2 separate regions of the Homo sapiens genome follow, and region 1 is linked to region 2. Evidence: chromatin loops called from intact Hi-C (ENCODE). Cell type or tissue: heart right ventricle. All regions are shown on one strand. Links, peaks and the distances in the headings refer to the core of each region. The heading gives the core; the rest is flanking DNA. Region 1 holds the start of RGS13 (regulator of G protein signaling 13). Region 2 overlaps UCHL5 (ubiquitin C-terminal hydrolase L5).

The links. A loop is a pair of places that touch in the nucleus more often than their neighbours do. Peaks named below come from ENCODE experiments on the same cell type or tissue, not always from the same donor. Only the 100,000 strongest peaks of a DNase experiment are listed, where the experiment ranks them.
Region 1: it touches region 2 in a loop (3-fold over the local background); 5 of 110 quality-filtered maps call a loop at or near these places.

The regions. Positions count from the first base shown.
Region 1 is chr1:192,630,194-192,641,203 of GRCh38, reverse strand. It overlaps RGS13 (regulator of G protein signaling 13), which reads right to left and starts at 5,057. Exons shown (of 7, transcript NM_002927.5): 1 at 4,887-5,057; 2 at 3,544-3,614; 3 at 3,001-3,040. LOC107985241 (a long non-coding RNA gene) reads right to left here. Exons shown (of 2, transcript XR_001738348.2): 2 at 6,654-7,195. In heart right ventricle, for the core only: no CTCF peak of the experiment used is centred there; no DNase peak of the experiment used is centred there.
Region 2 is chr1:193,012,301-193,023,092 of GRCh38, reverse strand. UCHL5 (ubiquitin C-terminal hydrolase L5) reads left to right here. Exons shown (of 11, transcript NM_001199261.3): 9 at 57-167; 10 at 1,898-1,996; 11 at 6,698-10,792. The coding sequence ends at 6,742. Among named protein-coding and RNA genes, the nearest start is that of UCHL5, 42 kb to the left of the region's middle. In heart right ventricle, for the core only: a CTCF peak has its summit at 3,441 (motif pointing right); no DNase peak of the experiment used is centred there.

The sequences.
Region 1 (11,010 bases), core at 1,722-9,721, 380 kb after region 2:
CTTTTTTCTTTTTTTTCTTTCTTTTCTTTCTTTCTCTCTCTTTCTTTCCTCTTTCTTTCTTTCCTTCCTTCCATCTTTCCTTCTTTCTCTCTTTCTCTCTCTTTTTCTCTTTCTTCCTTGAAAGCTGTTGATAGAAAGACGTAATAATGACAGAGAGACAGATTCTTGTCATTTGATGATTCTGGCCTGCATGTCTCTCTAGGAGGCATCGTTACAATAAAGTCAAGTTACAATGTGAGTGACATACTCTAAAGTTGGCAAAAGGTACATAGACAGAGTTTGAAAACACAGAAGAAAGAAGGAAAACCAATAGAATTTCAGGTTCCTGAAGAAGAAGGAGGGGCTAGAATTCAGAATGTAGGAGTTAAGACATTGGAGAAGTGAAAATACAGGAAATAGTTACTATTCTCTTGTAACTAGTGAAAATATAGGTATAGATTCAAGTTCATTTGCAGGTTTGGAGATAAGAACATATGAGAAATGTGGTCTGATCAACTTCATTTTCTATGTAAGTCTCTACTATAAGTGAGGAGGACCAAGAAGCAATAAAGTTATTTATATCTATAGGAAGGAAGAAAATGGAAGGGGAATAGATTAATTCACTTATTAGGACTCTTCCGATTGCAAATAGAGATTCACAATACTTAAGCAAAAGGGAGAGTTTATTAAAGGGATATGTTTGTGTGCATAGTTAGGTTCTAGATGACCTTAAATACCAGACTGAAGATGTTAGACTTTATTTTGTTAGTAGAAGTAATCCACTGAGGTCTTTAAACAGCAGTGTGATGAAAATAAAAACCTTTTTCTAGAAAGAAAAATCTGACTGAAAATGAACACTGAAATTAATTGAGACTAAAAAACTGTTACATTGACTGTCAATAGCTGGTCCTGTGTGTAATTGGACCTTGAACTGCATTAGTTCAAATTTCAAGCTACTTAGTTCGAGTTTCAAGATTCCTCATCTCTGTGATCACCTATAAAATGTAGTTACACAATGACTCGCAGCTTATCTTCTAAGTAGGAGGATAGGAAAAAATTTACTTCCTTCACATGTCTTCTCTGTGAATATTATTAGTCTTCCCTATCTTGTACTGAGACTTGACTTCTCCCCTACCCTCTATTTTTAGCAATAGTTTTTCTGTCCCACTGTCTTCTCACTTGATCTATTGGAGCTATGTGTACACATTTTCAGACCTTTTATTGTGGTGATTTCTGTAACTCAAATGTGTGTCTATTAATGGGTTATCATATTTTCTTTTATAAATTTAATGAAATTGGCAAAAGCAGAATGGTCTTAGTATGCAACACTCACTAAGGTCTGAAGTATAGTGAAGGTAAAGTAATTTCTGGATGCACTAGAATTTAGGGGCTTCCCACAGCTCCTGCAAGTTGACAGAGTATATTCAAATAGTTCTGGGGCCTGAAGCCAGACAGACATATGCTCGAGGTCAGGCTCTTATTAGCTGTGTGACCTTGCGCATATTAATTAAACCTCAGATTCTCATTTCCTTTTCCTTTTCTCTAAAATGGAACTGTAAAGATTAGAAAAATGAAATAGTTCCTAAGTTCTTTTGTATGTACCAGGAAACATATATTCTGTTAGACCGCATTTCTTCCTCTTTTTAAATTTCATCTCAGATCTCACAAGTTTTCCCCATTAACTTTATTCATTCTTCAACATGTCAACATATAATCTGCAAATCCTCCTTCTCTTCATTTTTGTTGTTCCCATGTTTCTATATTTCGATTGTTCACACATTATATTAATCACTGAGTCCCAGCTTTAGAATTAGTTGGGTCTACAACAGAGATTTACAGACATCTGGGTGTGTGTATCACCCAGATGGTTGGGGCTGCCAGAAGAGCTCAGGCATGGTTGAGTGTTACAGAAAAAAGGGACAAGAGGACAGCCCAGCCACAGCTTCCCTTTAAATGCAATTATTCAGGTTGTTCTCTCTATGGAGATGCCTGGTCCAAAAGGAGAGACAAGGCTGAGATCCAACCACACTCCCCTTGCCAGGTGTGAAGCCAAGTGGGGCTTCATCCATGTGGTGAAAAGGCTACTTTTTAATAATTCCAGCAAAGACTCTGTGTACACTAATAGTAGCCCTGTGCTCAGCTACATGACTGATTCAGTGAGGGTTCTTTGGTCCAAGCAACTTATTAGTTAGGTGACATTGAAAAAGAAGCAATATATATAGATATAATGTTATTTATATTTCTGATTTATCTACTCCTACTAGACTTTAAGTTTCCTAAATTGTTACATTCGAATGTTATTTGATGATTACATATAAGTAGTTGTTTATATGTTGGTTAGCATTCTAAGTCAAACATTTACAGATTTATTAAATTATGGAATACAAATAGAATATAATGTCATAAAAGCATCAATGATTAAATTGCAGAAAATATTTAGTGACAGAATTGTGTATGACATGTGTTATGCATAGAATAAATAGACCCTAAGAGTTGTTATGCATAGAATAAATAGACTATAAGAAGTTCTCTGGTATTCCTGTCCTTTAGGAAATGGAACTGGAGACTGGACGCTGTTCCAGTGACTAGAGTTCTGCTCCTGTGCCTGGAGCCTGGTGCCTTCCCGCCTGTATTCTAAGATTTCTGGGACTGAAAGTCCATCCACATGTTTGTGTTTCTCTCTATTGATTACTACTGGATTCACACGTACCATGTACCACTATTTTGTTGGAATATCACAGAACCCCCCACCCCCATCCTTATAACACTCTCTACATTGAAACAAAGAGATAAATTAAAAAATACTTAACCCAGCTTCAGGTACAAAAGGTCAGATTGACCACCTGAGTTTATTATCTCTTCCAACCCAAACACTAATAATATTATAGTAAAGGAACATGTACGGCTTAAACTGAAGGAAAAAGGAGATTAACCAAGGGGAAAAATAATGACAAAATATTCCAAAGTAATTTTGGAAGATGGAAGGCAGATGCTCAGAAGTAGAAATTAAAATTCTCATACCTCTAAAATGAGAAGAGAAAAGGCAGCGTTAGAATATCATCTGATAAAATAAGAAAATATAATTCACAGTCTGAGGACAAAGAATTTGCAAAATAACCATTGGTTTAAAAAGAAGTATCTACAATCCTACATTCAACAATATTTATCATTAAATAATACATCTCAATCGACAGTTTAATAGCACCAATATAGAGTGGCAGAATGAAATCCTCTCACATTTACAATTGAGAACTTCTAAGAAATATCCTTGGTAATTCCATAAAGGGAATGTTCTAATTTTTTACAAAAGTAAAGTTCTTTAGGATAAGGATTTGATTAAAACATCCTATTGATAAATTTATTTTGTTAGTTAAATCCAACCAAGGGCATCTTTAGTTGTACCCTTAAAATTAGAGTTCAAGTAGTCAATATGGATAAAAATAAAAAATAACTTTAAATATTTTATAGAACTACAAATCTACTTTGGCAAAAAGAGAATTCCCAGTGAAACAGTGATCTAAATTGGCATGACGTAGAACTGATTTAAATTGTGGATAAACTCACCAAGCTTCAAATAAACAATGATCATTTTTTTCTCATGTTGGTGGTATAATATGTGGAAACATTCCATTGACCTAAAAATAAAATAATAACAAAACCAAACAAAAACAAAAAGATTATTGTGTGCTTCCTGGAGAATGCATATTTGGCAAAGATTACTGTAAATGCTCTTAAGTTTTAAGTAAATACTTTTTCCACCTCGGAAATGCTGGATTATGGTTATTCCCATTTTTATTTATTAACTCTTTATCTAAAATTGTGTTAATATCATGGCTTATTATAAAAATTTCTTTACTGTTTTAATTTGTAATTTTCCATTACTTTTTATTTAAATAATCTATATTTATCTTAATATTGTGTATTAATTTGCTTTCCTTTTTTGTTTTTCAATACCCTCTTGGTAAAACTAGTGTGTACTTTTACAATCGAAACATAGAGTGTTTAGAACAAGTTTAGGTCTCCACGATGATTTTGCCTCCACTGTTTTCTCCTGATAATTATTTGAAAGAAATACATTTCACCGATAGAATCTAATTCTCAGAGTGATTATAAATGCATTGGTAATGGATTGAGTTGTATTAGTAGTATGCCAGAATTAGATTTGTTTCCTCCATTATTTAAATGAAATCTTAAAGTATTATGAAAATAAATAAATTTTCTTAAAGCAATTCTGTCTGTTTACATATATCTGCATTTAAATATGTTTCTTTATTTTATGATATAGCATGTTACATAAAATTTAGTAAAATTTGGAGCAATTTATATTTTAGTGAGCTTTTGTTGACCACAGCACACAAATTTCTTGTCCTTTAAAAAATTCAAGAAATTTGTGCATAGTTGTGCTTAAGCATAACATAAAAGAATAAAAAAATTCTACAAAATCAAGATTAACAATGTTTCAGATAAACCTTATAATAATCCACACCTGGCTTCAGTACAGTTAACAAAGGATGGAACTAATAATTTGGTAATGCATGATTTTTGAAACAAATAATTCAGCTATGTCTGATTTTATAATATGTTTTTATCTAAACATATAAAATGAAAAACATTTAAAATGAAAATATACACAAAAACATAAAATGAAATAATATACTTTAAAACTGTAGCATTTCCTCTGTTGCCCAACTTAGAAGATTTATTTATATAAGGAGTGACTCTAAGTTTTGTTTTAAATATAGAAAGCCAGGCAAAAGAATATGTGTTTGTTAGTTTGTCTTTTTTTCTTAGAAAAACCTCTGTTAACACTCCCAGAAGTTCTACCATTGAAATCAGCATCTGCTAGTGATTTATAGCAAGCCAATAGTCTTGTATTTATCAACTATTTTATAGAATCTCATACTTACAAATATATCCTGTCGAGCAGTCCACCATGCTAAATTTGATCTCCTCTTTGTTATGATCCGTTTGAAATCAGGTTCTGAAATTTTGTGAGACACCCAGCATTTTATTTTTCCCAGAGTAAAAGGATTTTACTGTCTCTATAATTACCTTCGATGGCACTCTGGCCTCAGTATGAATGTTCTGTTTTTACACACACGTATCTATGCAAAGAGAGGTTTTGTTGAATATGGAAAGTAGTGCTGTAGGACTCCAGTGCATTACTGATAAAGAGGTTTTATCTAACATTATCAGACCATCTGAAGTGATCAGATGATTGGAAGCAGCAGCTTCATGAAATCTTCAAAGTAATACTCAAATCTTTTTCTCCAAAATAATTTTTCTAGTTTTAGAAAATGTATAGTCTAAAGTAAAATTCCCTTTTAAAAAAGACAGAGAACTGAGTACAAACACATAGGACATCACTGCAAACACATGTTAGCAAATGGTTGAGAACTATTAAAATCAATCTGTTTGTAATAGATTACTAGGGACTTTTAACAACTGAAGGATCTAAAAAAGTATCTTTTCTAGTTATACCTCTCTAGTTCCTTCAACTGGTCCTCTACAGCAGTTCTGGACTCCGTTGTTCTACAGTTTGTTAACATGCCTTCAAAATCTGAATTGAACACAGTGCTTAAGATAAGGTCTAATGAATACAGAATATGGTAAGATTGTGAATGCCCTTGTCCTGGATTTACTCCAATTGTGTGTGTGTGTGGGGAGGGGTGGGGGAGTTGGGGGGTTTGGGGGGAGAGAGAGAGAGAGAAACAGAGAGGTAGGAGTAAAGAAATGCTAGAATAAAACAGCAGTAAAGAAGATCAAAATGTGGTTGATGGAGTGTTTCTTAAAATATTTAGGGGCCCAATGAGATAGAAGATTAACCTTACTTGTCTTTTATAATTTTGAGATTCAAACCCAAGAAAATTGAATTTCTCAAACCTGAGAGATAAGTTTGGGACTAGAAAAGGAAAGGAAACTTTGGAAAGTCAGAAGCTGCGTAGATGTAGCAATAATGTAGGAAGTGAAGGGCAGGTTAGCCTCAGCTTGGGAGGATCTGGGTTGTTTGTGGATAGCACTCATTTTCTCTGGGTGCTAGGTGTGCGATTTCCTCCCCACTCAGGACATTTTGGATGCTGGATCTCTTCAGGAAATCTTCAGTGTCATAGTCAAGACTTTTCCTCACCCCAAATAATTCATTTTTTTGGGATTTGGAATGTTTGCTCTTTCTCATGGTGTGGATGCAAGGAGCTGGCAGGAAGATTCTGGAAGTAACACCCTGTGCGAGTGTCAGTTTCAAAGCTTGTTTAATGGAGTCAAACATGAGAATCTCCCTACAGAGTAAAACTTAAGTATCGACAGGGACTGAAAAACAAATAAATCATAGAGTGAAGAGTAACAGCACGAGTAGGTGGAAATTCCTGGAGGAATTCAAGAGCAATGTGTAGATATTTGTGGCAGATTTCTAAACATGGTTTTGTTTCTCTGAAAAAGTGTAGTTCAAGTTCAGTTTATGAAATCATAGCAATATAATGCTTTGTACGGCACATAGGTGGATCAGACTAATTCAGAGCTGTCAGGTTAGGGCAGGTAACAGGATTATGCTTTCGTTGGTGCAGCTTGGGAATGCCCTTTCCATTGAAAGGCTGTCCTTCTGATGAACTGATCTGCTTACTCTAGAGCACTTTTACTATATTTCAATTTCAGCCAATGTAAGTCCAAAGTAACACAAGTTCAAATGTGCACAATTAAAAATCTTTAATATTTTTATGTTGAAAGTTCAAAATGAACTTTACAAGAGCAGAAAAATGAAGTATTAGAAATTATAAATTCAGAATTTGCCATTTATGTCTTCTACAAAAAGTGGAGAAATATAATTACTGGTTAATGTTCGTGATGACAGCTTAAGAAATAAGCCTACTATTTTCAGTGCATCCTATTTATACTATATAGTGTTTGCCATTTGTTCAGAGGGTGGCTCTTTTCAATATATTCTAGAAGCAAGATAAACTCTTGGACACTGGGGTGAATTGTCTGGTGAAATGTATCCAGTAGGCAGTGGTTTGTGCCAGTGTTTGGAAGAAGACTGGCTTCTGCTCCTGCTTTCCATGGACGCTGATCTGTCCCTCTTAGCCTTTCAGGTCTGTCCTCTCTGCCTTCATTTTCTTCCAAGCTTCTTTGCAGCGCATTCTCAGTCTGTCTTCATACACTCATTGTCCGCATCTTGGAGTGGACGACTCAGAGACTTGACCAGTCTCCCGTCCCCTCTGGTTTGCTGCCAATTAGAAACAATCTAACTTTGGTTTCTGACTTGTGTGAACCCAAAATATACCGACAACAAAAATTAGGAAGAGATTACTGAGCATTGAACACTATTGTTAGCATAAAATAAACCTCAGTAGCAATTAAAGTTAGTTACCAATTCTGTGTGCATTTATTCAGATGATTTGCTTTAAAGATGTCTTTAATTATAATCATGGTCCTGTTATGCTATAAAGTTTAGTCACTAACTCCCAATCATTCTTAGTTCCCTTTTGGTAGCTGCTTTAAATCCATTCTCTTGGCCCTTCCAGAAAGTCGGCAGTGCTCTCAGGTTTCAGATCTCCAGCATGTAATTGAAAAAACCAGTGGTCCTACTTGGTTTCTATTTTCTTCTGAGCACTTGGTGGATTGTCTTGTCCTTCCTGACTAAATTCTGGGGAATTCATTCAAATCTTATTGTTTCCACCAGTGTATTTGGGGTAACATTAACATAGGAAAGTGTTCTTTTCCCGGAAAAAAAAAAGGAGACACTCCACAGTTGTTTAATTTGCACTGAGATGAGTCTATTAGCTCTTTTGTACTTTCACATTGTTTGATCTGTGAAATTCTCTAAGGATGGGGTTAAGGGCACGTCCCTTTGAAGAGGATTTGCACTGGCTCTGTCAGGCAGCCCAGGCACTTCTCTAACACAAGACTGCTTTGTTATTTTCTTAGCTTGGGTCTCCTGGACCACACAGGTAGGGTAAATTTAAATTACAGACCTGGTTTTATGCTGAAATAGACATGTTCCTGTCATCAATTTTTGTAGGTGACTTGTTTTTTTTCTGTCTGCTGTTTCACTGAAGGTATAGCAGTTCAAGAGCCCCCGGCTCATATTAGGACAGCCTTTGATTTTGTTTCCTGGCTTGCAACAGATCTTAAAAGCCAGATCTCTAGGTTACTGAGATTAGCAAATGCTGAACTCAGCTAAACTTTAAATGCCAGTTTATCACTCTGATTTAGGATTCCCTCTGTTTTTTTCTTGATTTCTCTTAGTTTTGGCAAGCTTGCCTATGCATTTAAATGGGGTTGTTACATATTTTTTTTTAGCATTTCTGGATGTCTGGTAGAGAGAAGATTTTCAAGATATGTCTCGTCTACCATGCTTTCCTTTTATATAAGATAATGTTATATACTCATTTTAGATAAAAGTAAATGCAATAAAATGTCAAGGAAATTGGAACTTTAGCATTTCCTTGTTATCACAGATGGAAAGCATCGTTTGCTTCTTTAGATGCGGAATGCTTTGAACATACAAGGCCCACTGATGTGCAGTTGCAAAGCTGAAGCCTGTTTCCAATCACCTAATCAACTCACTATCCCTTATTGTTTAGATAAGCCTGTCCTGTTCTGCCATGTGCAAAGTATATAAATTTTCTACTATAGAAGTACAGAACAAACATACTTGTGCCACATTTCCGGTTTTTTTTTTCTTATCACAGAAATTAAAATGGTTTTTCTGTAGATCACCATTGAAATACTTTTTGTCTTATTCTTGAAACAAATCTATCCTCAGGACTTACGTGGTGTCTGGTGATTGAGGGCAGTAGATGGCTAGGTAGTGAATCAGAGGCAGGGAACATTTTAAAAGAAATAGGTACCTCAGTCAGCTGATAGGAGAGACTAAAAGAGCGCAGAGCTCAGAATTAGCCTGCATTCCTTCTCCCTGCTTTACCAAAGGAGTCTCCCACTTTTCTCATTCATGCTTCAAATGCATATGTGGACATAGCATTCAGACTGATGTAGTAGATGCTCAATAAATATTCAAAGAATAGATGGATATAGTTTTTTTTTCCCAACAGGATTTATCCAAGCTAAAAACTACCCTAATGTTCATTTTAACCAATTTTCACTTAGATAAAAATTATAGGGTGAAGTTTGGGAAGGATTATATTGTACAAGCTTCCCATATCTCATACTTTCCTAAGAAGTAGTTCTGCCTCTCTGACTGTAACCTTTTTGTAACCTATAATTTGTGTAGTGGTTAATGAGATATATCTGGAGATGCTTTGTAAGTATAATTTACACAAATATATATTTTTATGAGGCATGCAAATTTAAACAATGGTGTCCTTGTGACTTAGTCAAACAAGGAACTAGAATAAAATACAAGGCAAATGTTTTTCTTTAGGATTATGACACTATATCTTAAAACCTCTGAAAGATATGATAATGCAAATAAGATTAGATAAAACAAGTTTAGTTTTGTAGAAAAGGCAAAGAATTTTAAAAATTGCAATCCCAGAAGCTTCAGAAACCTACTTTGGTATGCTTTCCTCCATACAAAAAGTGTTGTTTAATTCCCCCTCAAGTCTGAATATTTGAGGAGTTGCTTTAAGAACTGTAAAACTAGTGCATCAACTACATGCTTTTTGCAGATATGGAAAATATTTTCTTAAAACATTTTTACACAAAGGAAAAGTAATTTTGCCCAAAGAAAATAACATCCAAAGGAAAATGAAGAGTGATTGGTGTTATAAGAAATATAATCCTGGAGGCCTGGAACTACATAAGGCATCCTGAATGTACAGCGTGGGGCCAATAGAGATTACACAAATGATTTTTATAGATGAAGCTGAGCAAAGGGGCAGAATGGGAAGAAGAACAACGGGGACCGAGACACAAGAAGGATGACTTTTGTTTGAAAAAGAAAATGTTCAGGGCATTAAAAACACATGCCCTTTTTTTACCCCATAACATTTTCAAACACTACAGAAAATAATATCTAATAAACCGTGAAGCTTGTTTTAACTCTTTTAAAAACTTCCAAACAAAGGAACTTAGGAAAAATGGCATTCTAGTTATATTTTCCCCCAGATCAGTGGGAATTTATTTCATCTTATTGCTTTTCCAAGTGAGTAGGCAGAAAGTAAATAGAAATGTGAAATTTGTATCGATTGTTTGCTTTCCTTATAACCTTTGCCAAAGAGCTTTGTGAAGGCAACTTTTCTAATAAGGAAGGTATTTTTATATTTAAATGTTGGTTGTCTGTGTAGGAAGTGGAAGAGCTTGTTTCAGAGACTGCTTCTCCAACCCCATTTTAAAGCAGAAGTTCCATCACGGACATTTAGAGGTTAAAGGAAATTTAGATAATCTAGTTCAAAGCTTTCATGTAATGAAGAAAGAAATTGATCTCTTGTGCGTTGCCCTGAGCCACACAGTAGCTGAGATATAGCTGAGTCAAAAACTCAGGCTGCCTAACTCCTGCGTTCTGTGTACTTTAAGGTCCTCATTCCCTTTCTGGCTTACTTCTGGTTGAAAATCAGATAATTGTGTATATCTTACATTCTTATCTCAGTTTAGGTAACAGCCTAAAGTTTTTAGGCCCTTGTGTCTTTGTATCTATCTCCTCTTCTTCTTTCTCTACTAGAAAAACATGTGACAAGATGCTGTGGTTACACGAATTCTCCCCTACTCTTGCTTTATTTTATTCACTGTAATTTATTCCATGTTGAGACTCTGGTCTTTTCTCTTAAGTGGTATTAACATGGTTTCTATTTGAGTTGAGTAAATGGAATATTATGCTTCTGAATCTAATTTTTCTGCCTCAAATGATGCAATTTGAGCATCATTCTTTAAAGACACACGATATATGCTGCCTTCTTATAATGAAATATCTGAAAGAAAATATAGATTAAAGAATGATTATTATCATTGAAAATGATTTATTTTACAAAAGAATTCTATAGGAATTCCATTAGTTAATTCTTCTAGTTTAAATGTCTGAAATTCAGTTTATGCCCAGTATTCAAGTACATGACATAAAGCAAAATACATTGGCTTTATACA
Region 2 (10,792 bases), core at 1-8,000:
CTGAATGTAAGCCTCAATTATTAGGGTGTGCTATTTCTTTTCCTTCCCCCAAGGAGGAACCCATGGATACAGATCAAGGTAATAGTATGTTAAGTGCTATTCAGTCAGAAGTTGCCAAAAATCAGATGCTTATTGAAGAAGAAGTACAGAAATTAAAAAGATACAAGGTATGTTTTTAAAAATGTGTTCCTTTAATGTTTTAATATAGAGCAGTATATTTCAAGATGAAGGTACATTGAATATCTGATGGCTTTCCCTCCTATCATTTACCAGATTTCAAATAATTTGTTGATTCTCTTATCACTACAAAGATAAGTAGTGAGATGTCTTTCATTTTTATTTTTGTAAAATATTATTAGGAATAGAATTTTAACCTATTTGGTGTTTCAGTTCACTGTAGTTATTATTCCTTTTTTTTTTTTTTTTTTGGACAGAGTCTCGCTCTGTCGCCAAGGCTGGAGTGCAGTGGTGCAATCTTGGCTCACTGCAACCTCCACCTTCCAGGTTCAAGCAATTCTCCTGCCTCAGCCTCTCAAGTAGCTGGGATTACAGGTGTGCACCACCATGCCTGGCTAGGCTAATTTTTTGTGTTTTTAGTAGAGACAGGGTTTTGCCATGTTGGCCATGCTGATCTTGAACTCCTGACCTCAAGTGATCTGCCCGTCTCAGCCTCCCAAAGTGCTTGGATGTGGAATGTATATGTCATTTGTCATGTGTTATGGTAGTAAAGGATTATTTTTCATTTGAACCTCAGTGTAAGGCAAGAACTGTCCTTTTTGTTGCTCCCCACAGTGTCAGTAAAGTGTTTTGCATCATACTTAACAGACAACAGATACTTTGCATCATACTTAACAGACAACAGGTGATTGTTAAGTGAAATGAATGGGCCTTAAACTAGTAGGATTTCTTCAGGTGAAAGTGGTAGGGGCAGGCAGGCAGGCTCTAGAGTATTCCAGGCGGGAAAAAGGGAGGGACAAGTTCATGGAGATAGGGAAGGAAAAAATAATAGCTTTCCCAATTATTTTCCATTTCACATGATATTAAAAAAAGTAAATTACCCATCTTTATATATACTTATGTGTTTATTATGTAATTAACTAACTTTTAATATCTGCCCAAAATACAACACAAAGTTTCCATAACTTCCATAAGGTGTCCTGCTTTATTGTTTGGGAATGCTTTGTTTAAAAAAAGATAAAATGATTGTCATACTGCTATAAAACAAACATGTTAAGCTTTAATTTAATTAATTAACTGAAGGAACTCTAGTTAAAGGAGAAGTCAGAGAAGCTCAAATTTATATGAAGTTTAAATGAATTTATAAGAGATGGAAACTTTCTATGGAAGGGCAATCAATTATACTTCTACCAGGCAGAATATATAATAGGTCAGTGGCAGTAAAAGCCTAGAATCACATAACTTGAGAGGATGTTATCTAGACAGTGCATAGTTTTCCACTGAAGTAGAAATTTTTTCCTGCAGTGTACCCCCTTTCGATAAAAAATAATCTGAAGGAAAGATTGTGCTTGATCACAAAATAAAGCTGGTCTCATTAGACTTTGCCTGATTATTTGCACAGGTGAAGTAGCAAATGTTAATTTAGCTTGTAGATGTTTAGTTGTTTTTATAAATGACATTTTCATAAGTAATGTTAGATTGGACTTTTAAAGGCCTCTATTATTTGCTAAGTCAGGGGCAGGAGGCCCTTGCCCAAGAAACTCCCTCCACATGTTTTATTGTGTTAATTTTTATTCTCAGTGGGAATGGAATCTCATTATTTCTAAAATCATTTTCTTATGAGAATGGATATACCATTTCTATTTTGAGTTGGATGCAAAGAATAAAATATCAAAATTAGCAGAAATGTAGTTAGTGTGGATTGATGTTTTATTTTCAGATTGAGAATATCAGAAGGAAGCATAATTATCTGCCTTTCATTATGGAATTGTTAAAGACTTTAGCAGAACACCAGCAGTTAATACCACTAGTAGAAAAGGTAAGTATTTTATTGGTAGATACTTAAATTAAGTTTAGAGTCTCCAAAAACATAAAATGTATTTTTTATTTTTTGCTTGAATAGAGGTAAAATTTTTGGAAGCTTGTACGTTTTTATTCTTTTGCTTTTGCCTCTTGTTTTCTACTCTGTAAGAATTAGTTCAATTGAGACTGTAAAACAAAAATAAAGAATTACCCCACTGCTTTAGGCTTCCAGATTCTTAGTGTCAAGACCTCAGGTTATGCTGTATTAAAATAAAATTTAAAACACTTCCTTTAAGCAAAAGTAGATTTTTAATGCTGATAATTGAAATAATATTTTCCTATTTAGCAAAAATTTGAGTTGATATAACAGAATTTAAAAGTAGAATGGACATTGTTGGGTTTAAAAAAAAAATAGCCTGTACTACGAAATAGGTTTTCTTATTTCTAATTTAGTATCCATTCCACTGAGGGAAAACTAGCATAAGTTAGTGAAGAATTCTGATTTCTATGATTTTTTTCATAAGTAACAATAAAATATTTGTTGAATAAGTAAAATGCAGTTAAATTGTTTTTAAGTTCATACTGTAAATCAGTGTTTCTGAAAGTGAACATCAGTGGATACTCTTTAAAATACATGTTACCTGGCCCCTCCCCAGATATTCTGATATAGGGGAAGGATTCTTTAATAAGTTCCCCAAGTGATTCTAATGCAACTGGTCTGTGTACCACAGTTTGAGAAACACTTTGAGAAGACACTACTAGGCAAATAAAATTTTGGACCATTAACTTAAAGACGAGAATACATGGTAGGTATATTTTCCTTATTAATTTTAAAGTTTACAAAGCAAAGATTGATTTCAACCAAGCTGTTTCATGTTATACATTCTAAATAATATGAGATGTGAGCTAATAAGTTTTTTGTGTATATTACCTTATTGATTGAAACATGTGACCCAACTTTTAGCATTAAATGTAAAAATTATTGCAGAAGACTGCTAAATCTTCTCTTTTCCATTATAGGTTTTTCTGTTCATGCATCTCAGGGTGTATTCTAAGATGGGAAACTGTTTTTAAAGTTTTAGATTAATACAGGGTCCTGTGGTTCTCAAAATTGCTTGGTTAACAAGAATACCTAGATATGATGTTATTAATCATATCAAATGTTTTTCTGTTAAAAATATTAAAATAACTATAAAATGTGCTAAATATGTGATACATCAGATTTTAAGTTAGATAAATGTTACTAGGGACTAGGACCCTTAGATAAATATTAAATGTATAAATTTTGCATTAAAATTGATCTGTGAACAGAATTTTTTGTGTGTGCAAATTAGTAAGTAAAAGAACCACTGTTGTTTGATTTTTAATTACACTATATCCCCAGATTTTTTTGAGAGCATAGTTAGAGAACAACAGCTTGTCAGCTTAACATTAGAATAATTATTCCTTAGTTCACATTTTTTGGACACAAGGTGGCAGCATATAAATACCTGATGTTAGTGGAACACCAACTCTGTTGTGTTTGCCTTCATTTTCTTAAGGAAAGTAGTTATTGACCTTCTAGTTGCTTATTTCTCTAAGCTGTTCTTTTATTAATATTCCAGAAGCAATATTGAGATAGATTTATTTCTTATATACATGCAATAACTATTATTCTCCTAGGTTCTGAAGGAGCTTAGACTCATTTAATTGGAATTGTTGAAATGTTTTAAATTATTCATCAAACATTTATCTAGCTGCGAGGATATTCCAGGCACTCTGTTAAGGTCTAGGGATGTATACATAACTGAGACATATTATTTTCTCTTAAGCAACTCATGGTACAATTTGGGAAAGGAATAAATGAACAATTATGGTATTGTGCTAAATAGTATTATTTTGATAAATGCCAGGATAAAGTCAGGCTAAAGATCCCCAGCAAGCACAGGGTAGCTCCTAAATAGCTTTATAGCCACTTAAAATTTCACATCCATAAAGTTTTAAATATGTGGTGGGAATTAAGTGCTTAATCTGTAGCACTATATCCGTTTCCTTTGCAAGAATATATTTTTGTTCATCTTATTTTGGAAAAAAAAGATACCATATTAAAATATCATTTTCTGCAGATAAATGCAAATTTAAAAAATAAAGCGTGTTGAAAAACTGTTAGAATAAAGATTAGATTTTATAATTATATAAAATCTTTACCAGTGATAGTTAATTACTTAATGGTAATACTTCTAAGAAAAATTACCTATAGAATTCAGAAATAGATAAGTTGGAATAGTGGATCTTACTGTGTTTTGTTTTCAGGGAAAATAGGATAAAAGAACAAGGTGTGAGAAGGAATAGAAGGAAACAAACAGGAAAGATATGGCTGCACCATGCAGTGCTACTATATGCTGAGATTCTACAGGATGAGATTTTTGAATAGCTGAGGCAGTTGCCTATAATCTGTGATGACATAAAAGTATTTGACCTAAAATCTTTTTATTTGCAAAATAATAAATAAAAAGTGATTCTCCCTCGGCATGGCTATAATGAACTTGGTTAGAACCTATAAATGTTTTTGTTATGTGAGACTTTTTAACCGATGAATTCGTTGAATACACACCACATTTAAAAACTGCCTAGGAGGTAATCCAAAAATATATAGTTATAAAACTTCTTGTATTATGTACCAAATCTCTTTCTTAAAATATAAAATAAAATTATCTAGTTTAAGATTACATTTGTGAGACTTCTATTTATTCAGGTATATTTATGATTAACAAATTTTTGTCTACACATTTGTATGTAATTATGAATCATTGTCTATCTTAAATTTTTAACTACCAATAACTTAACGTGATGTAAAATCATAAATTCCATTGCTATGGGGAAATCCAAACAACTTCACAATATTGAATTTTGTCCACATTTTACTATGACTTTGTGATTCAATTGGTAATAAGTAAGCTTCAGATCTTTTTCTATTTCTTAATAGAAATAAGGTAGAAGAATAGTTAAGGCTAATCACAACAATATCTACATTAGTATCTATTAATGCAGAATTATCTGATTTGAGTCAGTACTTTTTAATATCATTGGTACACTGTATAGAAGGAAAGTATTTTTAACAGTATATATTTTTCCATGTTATTTATATGATTTTATTTTTATTTTTTAACAAAAACAGACCAAAATACAGGCTTTGAATTTAAATCTTATATATATGTTACTTATTAGCTGGAGCTTTTAGGCACTATTTACTTTCTTATAACCTCTTTCTCATCTGTAAACTGGGAATCATACCTACTTCACATTCTTGATGATTAAATGAGATCATATCTGTAAAGTGTATAAATTAGTGCTCAATTAATTGTGATAATTATTTTTAATTTTAATAAATGTATAGACACTCTGCCTTATATGTGTTTGCTCATTTAATTATGTTGTAAAGTTTATATCAGAAACCAGTAAATTTATTTCTTGTTAATCCTTCTCAATATTCTATTAAGTATACTCAGATCAATAAGGAAAGAAGCACATACTTTTATTTTAAATTATGCCTAAAACCAAATTATATTTATTATTTGAGGACAGAAAACTTTGTATGAGATGCGATACACATATCAAATTACAAATTATGCTTGTTAACTAAAAACGTTGATGTTGGCAATTAACTTTATTATTTTTAATATGACACACAGACTATTTGCTCTTATTCATTCTAAGGCACAGCACTGTTTTATCATACTGTTAAATAATAATTATACTACCTAATACATTACAAAAAGAGATTGTAATTGTTTTAATTGCTGTATTTTTTATTTAAGGACGTTTTAAAAAAAGTTGTATAATGTAGAAGTCTAATTCATTGACTCTTCTGAAGTGGCACAGTGGAAAAATATTGCATTGTAGTACTCTAAAATCTTGCTTTTAGAAATGTCTTCTGAACACCAGCAGAACTGGCATCATCTGAGAGTTTGTTAGAAATACAGAACCTCAGGCATTTTACTAAATCAGTCTGCATTTTAACAGGGTCTCTAAGTCATTGGTATATACATTGAGAAGCAATGCTATAAAGCATATGTCTTTGATCTGTATTGAGGACTTACTGTATACTAGCTGTGGGACTTTGGTCAAGCTTGATAACATCTATAAGCTCTGGCTTTTTCATTTGCTAAAGAATAAAACAAGTACTGTGTTCAAGCTATATAATTGTAATGAAGATCTATTGAACTAGTATGTAAAAACATTTTTTTTTAGGTCATATAAATAAAGTTTGTTGACACCAAGGATACATAATCCTTTAGTGACATTATGTTAAAGTCACTTAAACTGTTATGTTAAACTCATTTATTCACATTTGCAGAAACTAATGTAAGATTTTTCTTATGCTCATGTGAATAGGAAATGGGCAAATATGTGTATATATATTGTTTTGGAATACTCATGAATGAGTTTGACTTTATGGAATTTTTAAATTATTACAATTATAATAATTCATTTCACCTTCAGATAGGAAAGAACTGCAAACCAAACATGATCCTTTCTTAGGGCAAAGAATAACTATGTAATTGTCCAGGAAAAGTTTGTTATAAGTCTCAAGTTATAAAACATAATGCTTTAGAAGTCTTATAAACAATGTATTTCAAGCCTTTCAGCTTGAGAATACCCTCTTAGGCACATTTTATTCTAATATAGTCTAAAACTGACTTTTAAAATTTTGTAACATACTATTTTTAATTTTTAGGCAAAAGAAAAACAGAACGCAAAGAAAGCTCAGGAAACCAAATGAAGATGTTTTCAGATATGTACACATTTCTGCTTCTGCACATATTTTCATGGAAACCATTATGTATAAAGAACTTAGAGCAACATCCTAATTGGCTCAGTGCACGTTTGGCAATAGTGCCAGCCTGTCTTGTCTTTAATGCATGGATTCATAAACTTCTTCCCTACCTGCATCATGTGCATGTAGTGCATATTAAATGAAAGTGATATTAAGAATGCTTTCCCAAATTCCATTATTTGACATTGAGTCTGACAACTGTTAGTTTTCTGGTTGTCTAACTACCATATGAAGCTAGAAAATGCACAAACGATATTCCTTATCTGTAATTTAAATACTTAAAATTTGCAATTGTCAGATCTTGATTAAACTGGTTGTCTTATTTCTTCTCATCATTAACGGAAAAAAAATCAGTATTTCTATCTTTGATATCTAAGTGTTTTGAGGATTTTAAAACTGAATTTTATCTGCTATACCAGTTATTTGAGAAAGTATGATTTTAATGTAAATCATTTAAAAAGGACAAAAGTATAATTTCCAGTGATTTTCACTGCTGTCAGTAGAAAAGTAATAAACATCTCAATTTTATTTTAGTAAATTTTCTTCAAGTGTTTGGGGTTATTTGTTTATGTATTAGAGAATTGTTTCAGGAAGGTCTGAGTATTATGCTTCAAAGCAAAATTTCAGGTTAAGAAGAAATTGTAAATCTTAAAGAATGTTGGTGTTACTCTCAATGGAATATTGTTTCAAGCTTGTAAGCTGTGTATAAAAAAACTGGAGGTCTGACAGTTCATGTTATCTGCTTTTTTAAAAAGATGGTAGTGGTGATGGGGGTCTTTCTATGCCAATTTGAATAAATTTCGTACAGCCTGCAGTTTTCAAGAGCCATATGTAATTTGCTCACAATTGATTTTTAAAAATTGATTTGGGAGTTGCTTTGTAATAATCTTCTGCTTCTAATCTTCCTTTGCAAGTCAGACTTTAAAGAAGACTTTATAAAGCTTTCTTTTTTAAAGGAAGTAACCTACTTTTTTCTTTATCAAGAATATTTCTGAGGTTGATACATGACTTTAACATTTTATTATTTATTGTAAAATCAATTTAGCATAATTTATTTTATTAGGGAGAATGTGTACCCATCTTCCAGCTTCAGCACATTTTTAAGGATTGTTTTTAAGCTTAGTAATTGTGGTATTAAATGACTTAGAACTAATGGAGAAAAACCTGATAGGAAATTGATAGAAAAACGAATGAAATATTTTTCATACATAATTTCAGTTGGAGGTAATGGAAAATATGTAGTCTCTCAGTTATTTGTGGGTAAATATGTTTTGCTGTTGATACAGTAATAATTATGGAGTGTTTTCAAAGCCATGATATAATTTTTAAAAATAGATTTTTAAGGAAGGCTCATCTTGATCTCATTCGTTTATTTCAGCTTAATTTATATATTCTTTCCTATTGAGGCTTAAATTTTGTTAAGCAATGTGAGGATTATTGTGGTAAGTTGTATTTAGTAATCAATACAGTGTGATACTGGCACTAGGATTGACAAATAAAGCAATGGAACAGAAGAGAGAGCCTGAAAACAGATCAACGTTTATATGATCACTTGATTTCGACAAAGGTGGCAAAACAATTCAACAGAGAAGGAAAGTCTTTTCAACAAATGGAGCCAGAATAGAATAGCTGAATATCCATATAGAAAAAAGTGAACAATGACCCCCTACCTCACAAAAATGACTTTGAGATGAATCATAGACCTAAATGTAATATTTTAAAAGTATGAAGCTTTTTAACTGAAAACAGATGATATTTTTGTGACTTGGGGGGTTAGCCAAAGGTTTCTTAGGTCACAGAAAGCAGTAACCATAAAAGATCCAAAATTAGAGCTCATCAGAATTGTCATTGAAAGTGTTAACAAAAGTAATATCAAATGACATTTGAAAAATATCCTTGTAAAATGACTATATTAATAGGTATAAGGATTTTTCTTATTAATCTAATAAAATTCCTTAATAGGAATTTCCATAGCTTAAGAGTGGTTTATTTTATCTGCATCTTCTTTGGTGATTGCAAATCCCTTGTGATACTTCATGATTACTTCTGTCTGTGAATAAAGAAGTGTGACTTGTCTGGGTGCTATATGTTGCTGGTTTGAAATTAAGTCATGAAGCTAGAGGGTAGAGAAAATGGAAGAATAAAGAGCAACCCATAAATAGATAAATGCTATTTGGAAAGTTTTTTTTAAATGATATTTTATAGAAAATCTTGCTCATTTCATATTTAGTCTTTTCTAAAATTTTATTTAATTATTGGGTAGGTGAAGTCGCTTCCATTCTATTTTAAGCCTTCAAAATAGCCAATTCTAAGGGATGTACTTCTGTTATTATCAACAAAAACCTTGCCAACAGCTGCGGCACTGGCTACTCTCACCTTATATGTTTAGTTCCCAAGATAGCTTGCCCTTTTCCGAACAGCAGTCAGCTCGACTGTGCCACTAAAACAGACAAATATTTGCTCGGGAATCACAACCACGGGGACTTGCTCCCCCAGTTAGGACCATGGTACATATTTGTGTGTATATTATGGTGTTACATGCAGATTAATACTTTCAATTAATCCTCCTAGTTGCCTGTAACGTTAACATTTCAAGATGCATTTAGATATTTTTATCCTGTAGGAGGATTTTGTTTATTTGAGGGAAAAAAAGGGCTTTTAATGTATTCTCCTCAAAAACCATTTAGAGAAAACAGATAAGTAAAAATAAAATTTAAATTACCATATTTCTATTTACAGGGATGAGCACATTAACATTTTATGTATTTAGTGATCCTTTTTCCTCATGTGTACACATATGTTTTTGTGTGTTAGTCTTGCTTGCCCTCCCCATAGTCTGAAATAGTTCTATGAAGTTTATATTATTTTTAAACTTGATCATATACAAATTTTCAGGAAACAAACCACTCTAGCTATTTGAAGAGGAATGCAGATTTATATTGGGAGTTTTGAAACTACATAGTTTCTTACAAAATCATTGGAAGGTTTGGAGGAGCGGTTTCAAGCTTAAGTCTCCAGAGATTACTCCCATCCAAACATACAGTATTGGTGTACCTAGGGAACTGCTCACTTTTGCAACAGTCAGGGAGTTCACTGTTGGAACTATTAATGTTAGAACATGTTGCAGTAGTTGTGTTCAAGGAATGAGGAACCTGCTGTAACACTTAATGACTGTGCACTGGAATGCAGAAAAGTTAAACCTTCTATGCCTAAATGCCTAAAACAGACAAACTGGATAGTTATATTTTTAGAATGATACTGCGTTTTTTAGAGTAGTATGAATTCCTAGATCAGTCAAACATGCATGTTATTTAGTTTGTTCTTTAGTATATTGTTAACTGGCCTAAATCCAATGACTGACATGGTAAAGATTCACCACTTCTAGCATACTGGGCACTTTTTATTTTTGACTTGATTACATTAACTTTTTGAAAACTATTCAGTGATTTATTCAGCCAATCTTATGAGGTACATCTGAGTTGTTCTAGATGCTAGAGGATAGTATAACAGGAAAAAGCCCCTGCTCTCATGGTGAGACAGATAATAAGTATGTAATACAACTTTTCAAATAGTAGTATGAATGGTAAAAAAAATAGGGAAAAGGGGTGGGAGGAGCTGAGGTTTGATAGAATGGTCATGGAAGATCCCATTAATGAGATGTACTTTAAGTAGAGACCTAAATGAAGATAATTTTTTCTCTAGTACTGAACTAGCACTGTACAAGTGGATTGCATATAGGCATATAGGCAGAACTTCTCTAGTACTGAACTAACACTGTACAAGTGGATTGCATATAGGCATATAGGCAGAACCAATGTGCAATAATTAAGAATATTAATTTGCAATCATGTTTGATGGTTAAATGGTTTATTAATGTTGGAGTGTCAATATGAAAATGGGTTGAATAAAAGATATATGGAAATGCCTAGGACTACTGCTCTATTTACTTTTTAGCTTATCCATATATTTTATGTAATATGCTTCTTTGATTCTTTC